Linked DNA regions of Homo sapiens: region 2 is linked to region 1. A link is a contact called in ENCODE Hi-C or POLR2A ChIA-PET data. All regions are on one chromosome and are shown on one strand. The core of a region is the stretch at or near the end of the contact, and the rest is flanking DNA. Distances in the headings are between cores, read along the strand shown.

What was found. A loop is a pair of places that touch in the nucleus more often than their neighbours do. ChIA-PET counts read pairs that join two places held with the same protein, here RNA polymerase II (POLR2A). Pooled maps may share reads with other maps.
Region 2: a pooled map shows a loop between it and region 1 (4-fold over the local background). The contact joins two enhancer-like sites. A Hi-C loop is called at or near these places in 1 of 50 pooled maps. POLR2A ChIA-PET finds 5 or more read pairs at or near these places in 3 of 52 experiments (H1, activated T-cell and activated naive CD4-positive, alpha-beta T cell).

Annotation. Positions count from the first base shown.
Region 1 is chr2:237,922,326-237,929,242 of GRCh38, forward strand. It overlaps LOC105373960 (a long non-coding RNA gene), which reads right to left. Exons shown (of 3, transcript XR_924046.3): 2 at 1,115-1,397; 3 at 561-732. Among named protein-coding and RNA genes, the nearest start is that of UBE2F-SCLY, 41 kb to the right of the region's middle. RefSeq lists a silencer at 1,398-1,607. Within about 2 kb of position 1,311, at least 20 of the 41 ENCODE cell types and tissues checked have a DNase peak (open chromatin) inside an H3K27ac peak, as active enhancers do.
Region 2 is chr2:237,577,426-237,584,088 of GRCh38, forward strand. It overlaps RAB17 (RAB17, member RAS oncogene family), which reads right to left. Exons shown (of 6, transcript NM_022449.4): 3 at 579-730. Among named protein-coding and RNA genes, the nearest start is that of RAB17, 10 kb to the right of the region's middle. RefSeq lists an enhancer at 4,142-4,776. Within about 2 kb of position 5,171, at least 20 of the 41 ENCODE cell types and tissues checked have a DNase peak (open chromatin) inside an H3K27ac peak, as active enhancers do.

The DNA of each region.
Region 1 (6,917 bases), core at 61-2,560:
GATCCTGTCCCTACTAAAAAAATTTTTTAAAATTGAGAGAGAGACAGATGTCTGCCGGCCAGCCTCACACAGCGGGCCAGGCCGGAGAAAGCAATGGAGGAACAGAAAGGCCCTGAGCCCCTATGAAGGGGCCCATCCCTGACCTCTGCTCTCCTAGTCTTCATCAGCCTGGAGGTTATGTCCATTTTGCAGTTAAGGAGATTGAGGCACAGGCAGGTGACAACACATGCCCAGTGTCCCTGAGCGCGGGTACTAGAGCCGGAATTGGAAGCCAGCTCTCCGACTCCAGGGCCCCCAGTTCGCTAATGAGTCTCTGCTGCCCTCAGCACAGGAGAGGGTACAACCATCAGGAGCTGGGATTGGAGGAGGGGAGGGCAAGGGAGGCTGTCTGCCTCCAGCCACGTGTGCACTCAGGTGACTCACACCTGAGTGTTTGCAACTCCGGGTACCATAAACCCAGTGGGCCACCCTCTGTGTGACTCATGCCCCCTCCTGCCCAAGTTCTCCCGGGGCCACCCCTGCCCTGGAGGAGTGCCCAACACAGCAGCTGTCATGGCCGATCTCCTGGGAAACCCACCTGGCAGAGCCCAGCCCAGGGAGCCCCACGGGATGCTCTGGTTCTCCTCAGCACTCTCTCTGGCCGATCAGGTTCAAGGACAGCTCTCAGTCTTACCCGGGAGAAGAAACTGGGGCACCTCCTGTTTTCTCCGCTCTGCGTCTCAGCAGGGTTTGCTGAAAGGAGAGCTGCGTCTGCAAGTCCTGCACCTGTTTTGTAAGCCTCACCTGTGCTTCCTGGGGATGGAGTCCTGCCCTGGCCCGCTGTTCCCCAGGAAGGCTGGCAAGCTCAGCCCCCCAGCCAGGACAAGTTGTGGGAAAACCCTGGGAACATAAGGCCACCCAGCTGAGTGAGGAATCTCTGTGTGTCCCCAGAGCACAGCTCAGTCCCCAGCCCATCACAAGCTGGCCCCACGGGCAGAGCACCCTCCCACAGCCCCACTGCCCCTGCTGTCACGTTCCTGCAGCCCTGCAGCCCACCCAAGACTGCCAGGGGACCCTCCTTTCCTCCCAGCCCCCTGATTTTTAATTAAAAAACAATGATTTCCCAAACTGGTACCAATAAGCAGTGAATTCCTGTTGACGAGTTTGGAGGGGACTTTCCTAGTTCATAGAGTCCACGGTTTTAAAAAGATCACTGCTGTCTAGTTTTCCGGTCCTGGCCCCGTGGAAGGTCACGCGCAGCTGAAAATAATTTTCTGGATCAGGAAACAGGCCAGACTGACGCGTGCCCAGGCGGTTCCCTTGCTGGCCGTGGAAGACATCTGGCGGACACCTGGCTGCAGAGGCTCGACTTGGAGTCCAGCTGGGGCTCAACTAGGCTCGCTGGAGGGCAGGGGACCCTGGAAAGAAAACAGGGGCGCAGCTTGCCCTGTGGACCCGGGGCTGCCCAGCGCGATGACACGGGACCGCACGGCCCGCAGGACCCCAGACGCCCGCTAGGGGCGCGCGCGAGCCAGGGGAGCCACGAGGGCCCTGCGGGGAGCGAGCCCGGCAGCCCCGCCCAGGACGCCATGAGTTCTCCTGCTCTTACTCCCCTCCCTTTTTTTCTATCTTTTGTTTTTCTTCTTTTCTTTTCTTTTCTTTTCTTTTCTTTTCTTTTCTTTTCTTTTCTTTTCTTTTCTTTTCTTTTCTTTTCTTTTCTCTCTCTTCTCCTTTTTTTCCCTTTCCTTTCCTTTTTCTCCTTTTCTTTTAAACAAAAAGCATAGTCACATGTACAGCACAGAACAGCCAAAGAACATCTAATGCCTAGCACGTGGTACTGAAAAAAACTATTCATTGGCGTCATTAATTGTAAATAAATGTGACATACACTTCATCAGCCAATCCTCTATTGTTAGACATGAAGCTTGTTACCAATTTCCCCCTATTTCTTGTCACCTTCTTTTATTATACAAGTACATTGTAGAAAACACAGGTAAAAAAGGCCGGGCGCGGTGGCTCACACTTGTAATCCCAGTACTTTGGGGGCCAAGGCGGGCAGATCGCGAGGTCAGGAGATCGAGACCAGACTGGCCAACACGGTGAAATCTCGTCTCTACTAAAAACACAAAAATTACCTGGGCATGGTGGCATGCGCCATGTAGCCTGTAATCCCAGCTACGCGGGAGGCTGAGGCAGGAGAATCGTTTGAACCCTGGAAGCCGAGGTTGCCGTGAGCCGAGATTGCGCCATTGCACTCCAGTGCAGACAGAGCGAAACTCGGTCTCAAAAAACAAAGCAAAAAGAATAAAAAGCAAATGCAGGTAAACAAACCGTCTTAATTCCAACCATTCAGATAATCTTTAACATACATTTTGGCATTAATTTATACTTAAGTACATAGATGATAGACAGATAGATGCTTGTATTAAAAAAAAAAAAGGGGGGGCTTGCTGGGCGCGGTGGCTACACCTGTAATCCCAGCACTCTGGGAGGCTGAAGTGGGCAGATCACTTGAGTTCAGGAGTTCGAGACCAACCTAGCCAATATGATGAAACCCCGTCTCTACTAAAAATGCAAAAATTAGCTGGGTCTGGTGGTGCATGCCTGTAGTCCCATCTACTCAGGAGGCTGAGGTGAGAGAATCGCTGGAACCCAGGAGGCAGAATTCGCAGTGAGCCAAGATTGTGACACTGCACTGCAGCCTGGGCAACAGAGGGAGACTCTGTTTCAAAAATAATAATAATTATTAATTAATTAATTAAAATGGCCTCATACTCTTTTGTAAATGGCTTTATCAATTTAAAAATTACTTTTTTTAGAAAATGACTACACATTTTTTATAAGCTCTGAAGGGCAGGGGTTTCATCTGTTTGTTTACATTTTTATTAATTACTTTTTTTTTGAGACAGAGTCTCACTCTGTCACCCTGGCTGGAGTGCAGTGGCACTATCTCGGCTCACTGCAACCTCCACCTCCCGGGTTCATGCAATTCTCCTGCCTCAGCCTCCCAAGTAGCTGGGATTATAGGCGCCTGCCACCACGCCCGGCTAACTTTCGTATTTTTAGTAGAGACAGGGTTTCACCTTCTTGGCCAGGCTGGTTTCCAACTCCTGACCTCAAGCGATCCGCCCGCCTTGGACTCCCAAAGTGCTGGGATTACAGGTGTGAGCCACTGTGCCTGGCCTGTTTTGTTTATTGCTATTTATAAATAACGCTCTGATGTGCACTTCCATAATACAAATGTTTAGAAATAGAATATTTGGGTCAAGGAGATCCCTAGGCTCTGCGTAGCTGTTGCCATATCCCTCGCGCATGTTTGCATCTCCCCGACACACCAGTATTGATGCAAGTTTCTGCTTACTCCAGTACTTTAGCCAGAACTTTAGCCAGAACTGGGTATTAACTTTAACAGCTGGATCAGGAAAAGATGCTCCCAACTGCAGTTTTCATTACACACATCTGATTACAGCAAGGCCAATGTTTTCCCCACGGGTGTGGTCATAGGAAGTCTTCTTTGGTGAATTACTGCACAGGCCTGTGGCCCATGTATAAGTTATGACACTCTTCATAACAGCAGTCTGCCCCCGCAAGTTTAGGAACTTATGCACAAAAGGCCCCTGTTTTCTTGAGTATTTTCGCATGCATATTCATAAGCCAGTCTGTAGTCATTTTGCAGGGAAGGAGTCTATTTTGATCAGGCTAATTGTTTTGTATTTTTAGTAGAGATGGGGTTTCACCATGTTGGCCAGGTTGGTTTCAAACTCCTGGACTCAAATGATCCACCCACCTCGGCCTCCCAAAGTGCTGGGATTATAAGCGTGAGCCACCTCGCCTGGTCAAGAATGTATATTCTACCTCACACCATATGTGAAAATTAACTTGAAATGGGTCAAAGGCCTAGATGTAAGTTTAAAACTCTTAGAAGGAAACATAGGTATAAATCTTCATGACCTTGGGTCAGGCAATGGTTTCTTAAGTATGAAACCACAAGCACAAGCCACAAAAGGAACAAATAGATAAATTGGACTTCATCAAAACTTAAAACTTTTTTGCATCAAATGACTCCATCAAGAGAGTATTTCTGTGCAGCTGCTGAGGCAGAAAGAAAAAGAAAGTAAAAAGGCCAGGTGCAGTGGCTCACACCTGTAATCCCAGCACTTTGGGAGGCCGAGGCAGGCAGATTGCTTGAGCTCAGGGGTTTGAGACCAGCCTTGGTAACATGGTGAAACCCCATATCTACAAAAAATACAAAAATTAACCGGGCGTGGTAATGTGTGCTTGTAGTCTTAGCTACTCGGGAGGCTGAGGTGGATCACCTAAGCCCTGGAGGCGGAGGTTGCAGTGAGCCAAGATTACTCCATTGCATTCCAGCCTGGATGACAGAGTGAGACCCTGTCTCAAAAAAAAAAAATTATATATATATATATATATATATATATATATATATATGCCAGCACTCCTCAAAACTGTCAAGATCATAAAAACAAAAGAAGTCTGAAAAACTGTCACAGCCAAGAGGAACTCAAGGAAACATGACAACTGAATGTCATGTGGTATCCTGGATGGGCTCCTGAATATAAAAAGAATATTAGGAAAAAACTAAGGAAATAGGAATAAAATATAAGCTTTAGTTAACAATAATGCATTTGAATAGTGGTTTATTAATAGTAACAAATGTACCTTATTCACATAAAATGTTAGTGATAGAGTTAACAGTGTGGCGTATATGGCAGCTCTCTGTACTCTATTTGCAACTGTTCTGTAAATCTCAAACTGTTCTAAAATAAAATGTTATTTTAAAAAGATAAAAACAGTGGCTGTCCCTGTTCCATCAGTTTGGTGAGTCAGTGTCCCTGTAGGTTGTAGAATGAAAATACCCAACACTGAAATTCAAACGCAACACAGATGATTGTGGAGGTGGTTCAAAAGACAGTAATTTGAATATCAAAGTTTCTAGAGACGCACTGGAGAAAACCGATCAAGTACTTTTGCAAAAATGACCCTCTTTCTTGAGAAGGCCAAACACGCTGGGTAGGAGTTCACATGGAGCTGTCCAGCCTCCTGGCCGCTGAAACCCTGATCAATACTTGATGGATTCTTTGTTCTAGAATGGGCAGGTGGCACCAGGAAGATGATGGGTCTTCACCCCTGGAGCTGCACCAGAGCTCAACCTATGACAACCTGGCTCAGCCTATGACAACCTATGAACACCCTGTGCTCTTCCTAGGAAGGATCAGGAGAAACACCAGGACCCCAAACCCCCAGAGCTAAAAGATGGCACCAGGCTCTAAGTAGAAACCCATGGGATGAAGACCAAAGCCACTGATACCTCTGGCTCTCCCCAGGGAATTCCATGGTTACAGGTGTGCACCCCACACCTGATCCCACCAGAGGCTGGAAGAGGAAAGGGGCGGGATGGGGGCTAGGGGAAGTAGGCAGGTAGGGCAGGGCAGTCCATCTTTTGCAAGTAGCAATGGATCTCTCTCCAGGAGGCAGAGAACTAGCTCTGGGGCAGCCTCTTTCTGTGCTTTGGGAGATCCACTTTGAGGGTTACAAACCCTCAAAGCTGCTCCTACAAGTCTTCTTGGGCAAACTGGGACTTTGGCATGGCTGGCAGTGTTACCAAAACACCAGGAATTTGGTCTAGGTCCTAGTGCTTGCCACGCCCATCACTGAAACCACAATTATTGCCCTGGAAGAAGGCTTTAATTGGGTGCTGCAGCCAAGGATTTGGGGTATACGTCTCAAATCCATCCCGACTGACTACAGTTAGGGGTTGGTACAGCAGAAACGTAACCACATGCAGGAAAGCAGGAATTAGGGAGGGGTAAGGAAGAGGAGTCAGTTAACAGGGAGCAGGTGGCCAGTTAGGCAGTCATCAGAGGTGAGGGGTTTGGCTTCTCATTGTCCAAATGCAGTGACTGGTGAGTTTCAGCTTCTTGATACTATCTGGGAGGCCAGCTGCTTGGTCTCCTGAGAAAGGAGCTCAGAAAAAACAAACATAACTTTCTCAAATTTCAAGACTGGGAGGCGCAATTTCTATGTTTACTCAAAATAAACTATAAACATCAGTCTTGATTTGTTTTGTTTTGTTTTGAGACAGTTTCACTCTGTTGCCCAGCCTAGGGTGCAGTGACACCGTCTTGGCTCGCTGCAACCTGGGTTCAGGTGATTCTCACGCCTCAGCCTCCCAAGTAGCTGGGATTACAGGCGCACACTACCACACCTGGCTAATTTTTTTTAGTTTTTGCATTTTTAGTAGAGACGGGGTTTCGCCATGTTGGCCAGGCTGGTCTCGAACTCCTGGCCTCAAGCCCACCTCAGCCTCCCAAAATGCTGGGATTACAGGCGTGAGCCATTGCACCTGGCCTATAAACATCAGTTCTATGGGACAATCGGGTGGGTTTCGGCAGGAGCCTTCCAGGTTCTGGGGTGTAATTGACAGGGACTTGGCTTTGTCACCACAGAAAGTGAGAGTCGATAGCTTCAGCTGTGCATGAATTGAGACCATCTTGACCTTGAACCGAGGCTTTTTCTAGAAGATCATTTGAATGTTTTTTCCTGGGCGGGTGAGGCAGGGAACCACGCATCCACCAGTACAAAACACAATCACGAACTAACAAGCACAGCGCAGATCTGTAAATACTGATGTGGAATTAACCCCACAAAATTCTGTTAGGTGAAAGGAACATAAAAATAATCGAATTTGTCCACTGAAATTTTCTAGCAGGTCAAACGAGAAACAACATTGGTTGACTCAGAGGAAAGTTACTGGGGTACTGGTTAGGAAGGAAATTTGTGTATCCTCTTTTTTTGTTGTTTTTGCTGAGATGGGGTCTCCCTCTGTTGCCCAGGCTGGAGTGCACTGGCACAATCTCAGCTCACTGCAACCTCTGCCTCCTGGGTTCAGGTGATTCTTGTGCCTCAGCCTTCTGAGT
Region 2 (6,663 bases), core at 3,921-6,420, 340 kb before region 1:
TGGTCATTAGCTATTCCGGGAGGGGGAAGCCAGTGTTGCTGATCACGTTGTGTAAAATGTCACAGAATCCAACTGGCCATGGGCGCACCTGCAGGGCTGCTCCGTTCCTCTGAGGAGGGCACGTTCCTGTCCTGGGTGACCTGTGCGGCCAGGCAGAAAACTGCTAGGACACACATCAGATCCTTCACCCTGACCAGGCCCAGGAGACTGCCAGCCACGGGGTATTTCAGGTCAGGCCTCGAGCTCCTGAATCTCCCACGCCTAGCTGTCCTCAAAGGACCACTTTGTGCAAGAGAGTCTGGGGGACTGGCCACCACCCCAAACCCTGACCCTAATGCAGCACCAGGAACTACTGAGTGGCAGATGGCAACGGCATGTTCTTTGTGGACCACGGAGGAGCAGAACCCCACTGTGGAGGAGGATGGGGGGTTGTCAGGAGGCCATCCTGGAGGAGGTGACTGTTGCTCACTAATGGAGTCTCTGTTCCTTGTGATTACGCCATGGCATCATTGCACTGGAGAAACCAGAAGGCAGGTGCTTGGGAAGGAGGGTGGGACGTGCCTCAAGGCGGGCCCTACCTTCCTGGTGATGTCGTACACCAGAAGCGCAGCGTTGGCACCCCTGAAGTAGAGGTGGCAGACGCTGTGGTACTTCTCCTGGCCAGCTGTGTCCCAGATCTCAAGCTTCAGAGAGGTGGCACCCACATCCACCACCTTTGTGAAGAACGCACCTGAAACAGGGAGGCCCAGAGGGCTTACTCAGAGGACGAGGTTGCCACATGCGGCTCAGGTGGGACCACGGCAAGCCGCAGGCACAGCAATGGGCTCAGAGGGACAGCTGGCCATGCATCTCCCACGCCCGCATGGCCAGGAGGTTGAGCAAACAGTTCTTCTGGGAGATGGAGCCTTCCACATCGAGCAAAGTGTTGGGAGTGATTGCTATGGGGCCTTTGGAGAGGCTTTGGATGGGAAGATAAATCTCTCCAGGACCTAATACAAAAGCTCTGGGCTACATATGCCGTGAAAGGGATCTCCACTTACTGGGAGTCCGATGCATCCCTGCCAGCTTCCAGCGATGCAGCTGGGCTCTGGGAACCCCTAGAGCCCTGGGCACCCCCGGCCTACCGGCCCCTCGCCTGCCAGACCCATCTTGCACAGAGGCAGTCACGATTGCATAGGCTCCTCCAAGGCCTTCCTCGCCTCCTGCTAACCTCCCCACTTTCCCAATGCTGCTCCCCACCAACACCCTTCTCTACTGTCCCCTCTGCATGGTATCCTTCCTCTTGTTCACCTAGAAAACTCTTAGGCATCCTCTGAGATCTTCCAGCGGCAACCCCGGAAGGGCTGCTGGGCCCCCTGCCTCCACGGAAGCCTCCCTGCACCCCATACACACCCAGAGGCAAGGCCTCCTGCGTTCTCCACCTGTCTCCCCCAGGAAGGCAGGGGCTTTGTCTTACTCAGCCATGTACCTGCTTAACACACACACACACACACACACACACACACACACACACACAACTACTCCCAAGCACTTTAACATATTGGGCAATGCACTGTTCATTTAAAGATTTTCTACCCTTTGCTTTCCAAAGTTATATGATTTTAAAATGGTTATTTTATAGATCTCCAAAATGTTTTGCCCCATTGTGTGTGGCTTGTCAGGAATGTGTTATACACAGAACTGGAGAGGACGGGGCGGGGGAAGGCAAGGTGTCTGGGGCATGGAGGAGCCACCAGCACCGACAGGCTCCTGTCAAAGCTGCTACCCTGCCTAGACCCTGGATTGGGTTTGGGGTCTGTTGGGGAGATTCTGGCAAATGGAGCCACATGTTTAAAATAAAAACTTACACTCCAAGGACAGTGCATGAGTGTCCTGCGGCTGCCAAAACAAAGTCCCATGAGCCGAGTGGCTCAAATTAGCAAATTTCTTCCTGCAGTTCTGGAGGCCAGAGGTCCAAAACTGATGCGTTGGCTGGGTTGGTTCCTTCCGGAGACTGAAGGAGAATCCATTCCAGGCCTCCTCCAGCTTCAGGGGCTGCCGGCAACCCTGGTGTTCCTGGTGGCTGCATCACCCCCATCTCTGGCTCTGTCTTCACGTGGCTGCCCCTCTGTGGCTGTGTCCTCTCCCCTTCTTATAAGGATGTCAGTCACTGGACTTAAGGGCTATCCTAAGTTCCATCTTGTTGGCCTTAATTAATTACATCTGCAAAGACCCTCTCTCCAAATAAGGTCGCACTCACAGGTTCCGGGGGTTAGGACTTAATCGCCTCTTTACGGGTGGGAGAAACTCAATTGCACCCACTAGACAGAGAACAGGAGGCTGGACAGAGAACAGGAGGCTGGACAGAGCTTTCCAGCATGGTGCAGCAAGACCGTGCTTCTCTATCATGAGACAACCTCTTCCTAAACGGAAACCACTGCCTGGGCTCTTCTGCCCGCATGTCCTGCAGTTCCCTGCAGGTCCAGGAACTTGAAGTCAGACCAACTCCCCAGGTCAAACAAAGCTGCAGTCTCCATCCAGACAGTAGGACCAGTGATTTCCAGCTTAGATGGGGCAACTGTCGGGACTGAACCGGCTATAAACCTCTGAACACACCAGATGCTCCACTGGATTGACAATGGTGCCAGAATGAAGACCGTGCCCAGAATATAAATGTACACCCATCAGCTGATCTGATGGCAGCTTGCTTAAACTTTCTAAGTCTCAGCTTCCTCATCCATAGCAGGAGCTAATGGTGCCCTTCACCCAGGGTGGCTGTTAAATCGCCTGAGCAAGGAGAGAAAGGGCATATGAATTTTGCTTCTTCTTTCTGTCCTCTTTGCTCTTTGTGGACTTGTTGTCTTAAAACGTGGGCCTTTTATCCACATCTTTCTGTTTCCCATCACTTCAAATCACATTTCTCAGTTTGAATTTGGTTTTATCTTAAAAGCTGGCGCAGGGTGAAACGTGAGCATAAAATTCAGGTTTTCTTCCTCCATTTACCAATCTTAGCCTCTCATATTTTCCTTTTCCATGTTGAAAATGATGGCTGGAGGCTGGGCACAGTGGCTCATGCCTGTAATCCCAGCACTTTGGGAGGCCGAGGTGGGTAGATCACTTGAGGTCGAGTTCAAGACCAGCCTGACCAACATGGTGAAACCCTGTTTCTACTAAAAATACAAAAATTAGCCAGGTGTGCTGGCATGCCCCTGTAGTCCCAGCTACTCGGGAGGCCGAAGCAGGAGAATCGCTTGAACCCAGGAGGTGGAGGTTGCAGCGAGCCAAGATTGTGCCACTGCACTCCAGCCTGGGCAGCAGGAGACAGAGTGAGACTCTGCCTCAAAAAAAGAAGGGGGGGGAGGAGGGGAGGGAAAATGATGGCTGGTGGTTGAATTTACACTAATGTAAAATTCCAGCAAATTTCCAAGGAGGGCATGGGTTTTAGTCCAAGCAATGATAATGCATAATAATAGTCAATGTTTGGCTATTTACAGAACATAGACCCTTCCCTTCCCTGCAGAGATGTAAGGCCCTCAGGTGGGCCCCTGGACAGGTATTTGAGGCAACCTAGTCTCGTGCACTCCGTGGCTCTGACCCGGAAGACAGCATGCATTTATTATCATAACCTTTTTCAGAAACCCACTAACCACATTTCTATATCTCCATGGCTAAGGCCAAAATGTAATTAAAAAATAAAGTTTTGGCTGGGTACAGTGGCTCATGCCTGTAACCCCAGCATTTTGGGAGGCCAAGGAGGGAAGATCAATCTAGCTCAGGAGCTTAAGATCAGTGAAACCTTGTCTCTACAAAAAACACAAAAATTAGCTGGGTGTGGTGGCGCACACCTGTGGTCCCAGCTACTGAAGAGGTGGAGGTGGAGGCTTGCTTGAGCCCAGGAGGTTGAGGCTACAGTGAGCTGTGATCATACCACCACACTCCAGCCTGGGCAACAGAATGAGACGCCATCTTAAAAAAAAAAAAAAAAGTTCCTCTACTAAATTTTATTTTTTTAATTTAATTTTATTTTTTTAGTAGAGACACGGTTTCACCATGTTGCCCAGGCTGGTATCCAACTCCTGAGCTCGGGCAATCTGCCCGCCTCGGCCTCCCAAATTGCTGAGATTATAGGCATGAGCCACTGCGCCCAGCCTCTCTACTAAATGTTAATATCATTTAAGTGGTTTTGCTTTTTTTACCTTTTAATTTAAATAAACAGCCAATTCTGCTCATTGAAGCCCTCTCTGTAGCACTTGGCTGTTTTGTAAAAATAGTGAGCTGATGACAAATTGAAAGGAACATGAAATGGAAACTTATTTTCTGGGGGCTCTAGGACGTCAGCCACGTTCTCGATTTAGAAGGGAAGTCAGCTGGTGCCAAGTTGAATGTGCTCAGTACCTGTTTGTCACCGTCCCCTTCCTGGAAAAAGCCCAACAAGTCTGGGGTTAGTTGTGGCTTCAGCTGGCAAATGTGCACACAAGCACTAGATGTCACCATCCTTCCAAAAGATGTCATGCAGAAAGTCAGCAGCGCACAGAATCTCCCCTGCTGTGGCCTGTTAGGACAGTGGGGGCAGTCCATGGGGAGGTCCAGCCCCCGTCCCTGACACAGCAGGGGCTCCTAAAGCTGCCACCTCCGCAGCAGGCCCTGGCGGGGGTGGGCGGGAGGCTGCGCTCACTTGGACTCCCGTCCCTCGGACTCCCGTCCGTTCTGCCTCTGCTCCTGCCTGCTCTTCTGGCTCCAGCCAGCACGTTGGCTTTCCAGCTTCAGGGCTCGAGTCCATGTCCCTTTCTGGCTCTGCTTCCTGCTTCCTCTGGATGGACGGTGTCTTGCCAGGAGCTGAGCCCACCACCTGTGTCATGTCCTGCTGTGGGCCCCACCCCACACACCTGTCGACTGAACCAGACCCTCGGGAGGGCCCCAGGGACCTGAGTCAATCCTCCTGAAGGCTGACCCCTCGGACAGGGCCGGCCTTGGTGACCTTAAGCCACCCAGGGTGACAGCAACCTTTCATGGAGAGGCCACTCCAGGAAGGTGTTTACACTCCCGTTTCACAGGGAAAAAATCCAGACGGAGGGAAGGAGTGGCATGCCTGTGGCCATCCATCCTGTCCCTCCCTCGGGGATCCTGCAGCCAAGCACTGGGCGTGCTGCCTCCTGCATTTCCAGGCCGCCTGTGAGGACAGCACTCCCATTCTCCTCTGAGGCTCTGCTCCTGGCCTACCCTCTCCCCTGGACAGGAGCCCAGTGTTCTTGATAAAAGCTGAAGCCACACGTGACAAAAGAAGCAGGAGTGTCTGCTCTCAAAGGGTTTTTGTGCAACACAGATCACTCTTCCCCCAAAGCACGTAAGTTAAAGGAGTGAGCACATCCCATCTCCTCATCCTAAAAGTGGCAATATCCACATTTATAATATGTGATCATGTAATTATTATAATGAGGATTAATAATTAACATACACTTTGGGAGGCCAAGGGTGGTGGATTCCTTGAGGTCAGGAGTTCAAAACCAGCCTGGCCAACATGGTGAAACTCCGTCTCTACTAAAAATACAAAAATCAGCATGGTGGTATGCACCTGTAATCCCAGCCACTCGGGAGGCTGAGGCAGGAGAATCACTTGAACCCAGGAGGCAGAGGATGCAATGAGCCAAGGTTGCACCACTGCACTCCGCCTGGGCAACAGAGCGAGACTCCGTCTCAAAAAAAATAATAATAAAATAATTAACATAGGCCGGGTGCAGTGGTGCACACCATGGCAAAACCCTATCTCTACAAAAAATATAAAAATTAGCTGGCTATGGTGGTGCGCACCTGTGATAGCAGCTACTCTGGAGGCTAAGGTGGGAGGATGGCTTGAGCCCAGGAGGCAGAGGTTCCAGTGAGACACTGCACTCCAGCCTGGGTGACAGAGCAAGACTCTGTCTCAAAAAAATTAACATAATGATAATAATAAATTGCATGACATCTATCCATAGTTACAGTAATATCTACCTCTAAAAGCTGTAATATTATCCCAAGGTGTGACGCAGACACTTGGATGGAAGCAGAGGAGACCATGGTTCCCACAGGGGACTCAGCCAACAGCAAAGGAAGGAGCTTCCACATTTCTAACCCCGCAACCCGGCACAGCTGCCCACACACAGAGGTGCTCAATACAAAAGTGCGGACCCCAGGGTTGGAGGCTGATGGGATGAAGGCAGCTCATGAGCCACAGGCTAACCTAATCTGGCTGTTCTCCTCTCCCCGTTGTGCCACGGGCCACAGCCCACAGCCTCCCACCCCGGCCCCATCACAGAGACCCAGAGTGGGAACAAAGACTCCACCCACCAGTTCTGGGTGAAAGGCAGAGCCCAGCCTGTAGAACGGTCCTTCCCCTCAGAGAGAGGAGATAAACCCAGGCCTGGAAGAGAGGGGCTTGGAGGAAGGGAGGCCCTGGCTTTCATCTGAAAGCTGCCGGCAGGGGGATGGCCCCTGCGGGGCCAGACAGAGGACCAGGAGTAGAGTGAGACATACAGGCCTGCCCCCCAAGCAAAGACCCCCAACCTGGCCTAGGACTCCCCAGCAAGCCCAGCTTTGTTCACCCCCCGACCCTGGTAGGCCCCCTGAAGAGAGGGCAGGCAATTGGTACAGGCAGGGCAGGTGTGAGGGGGATGCTCGGACCCTGGCTTGCTGGAATGAAAGGAACTA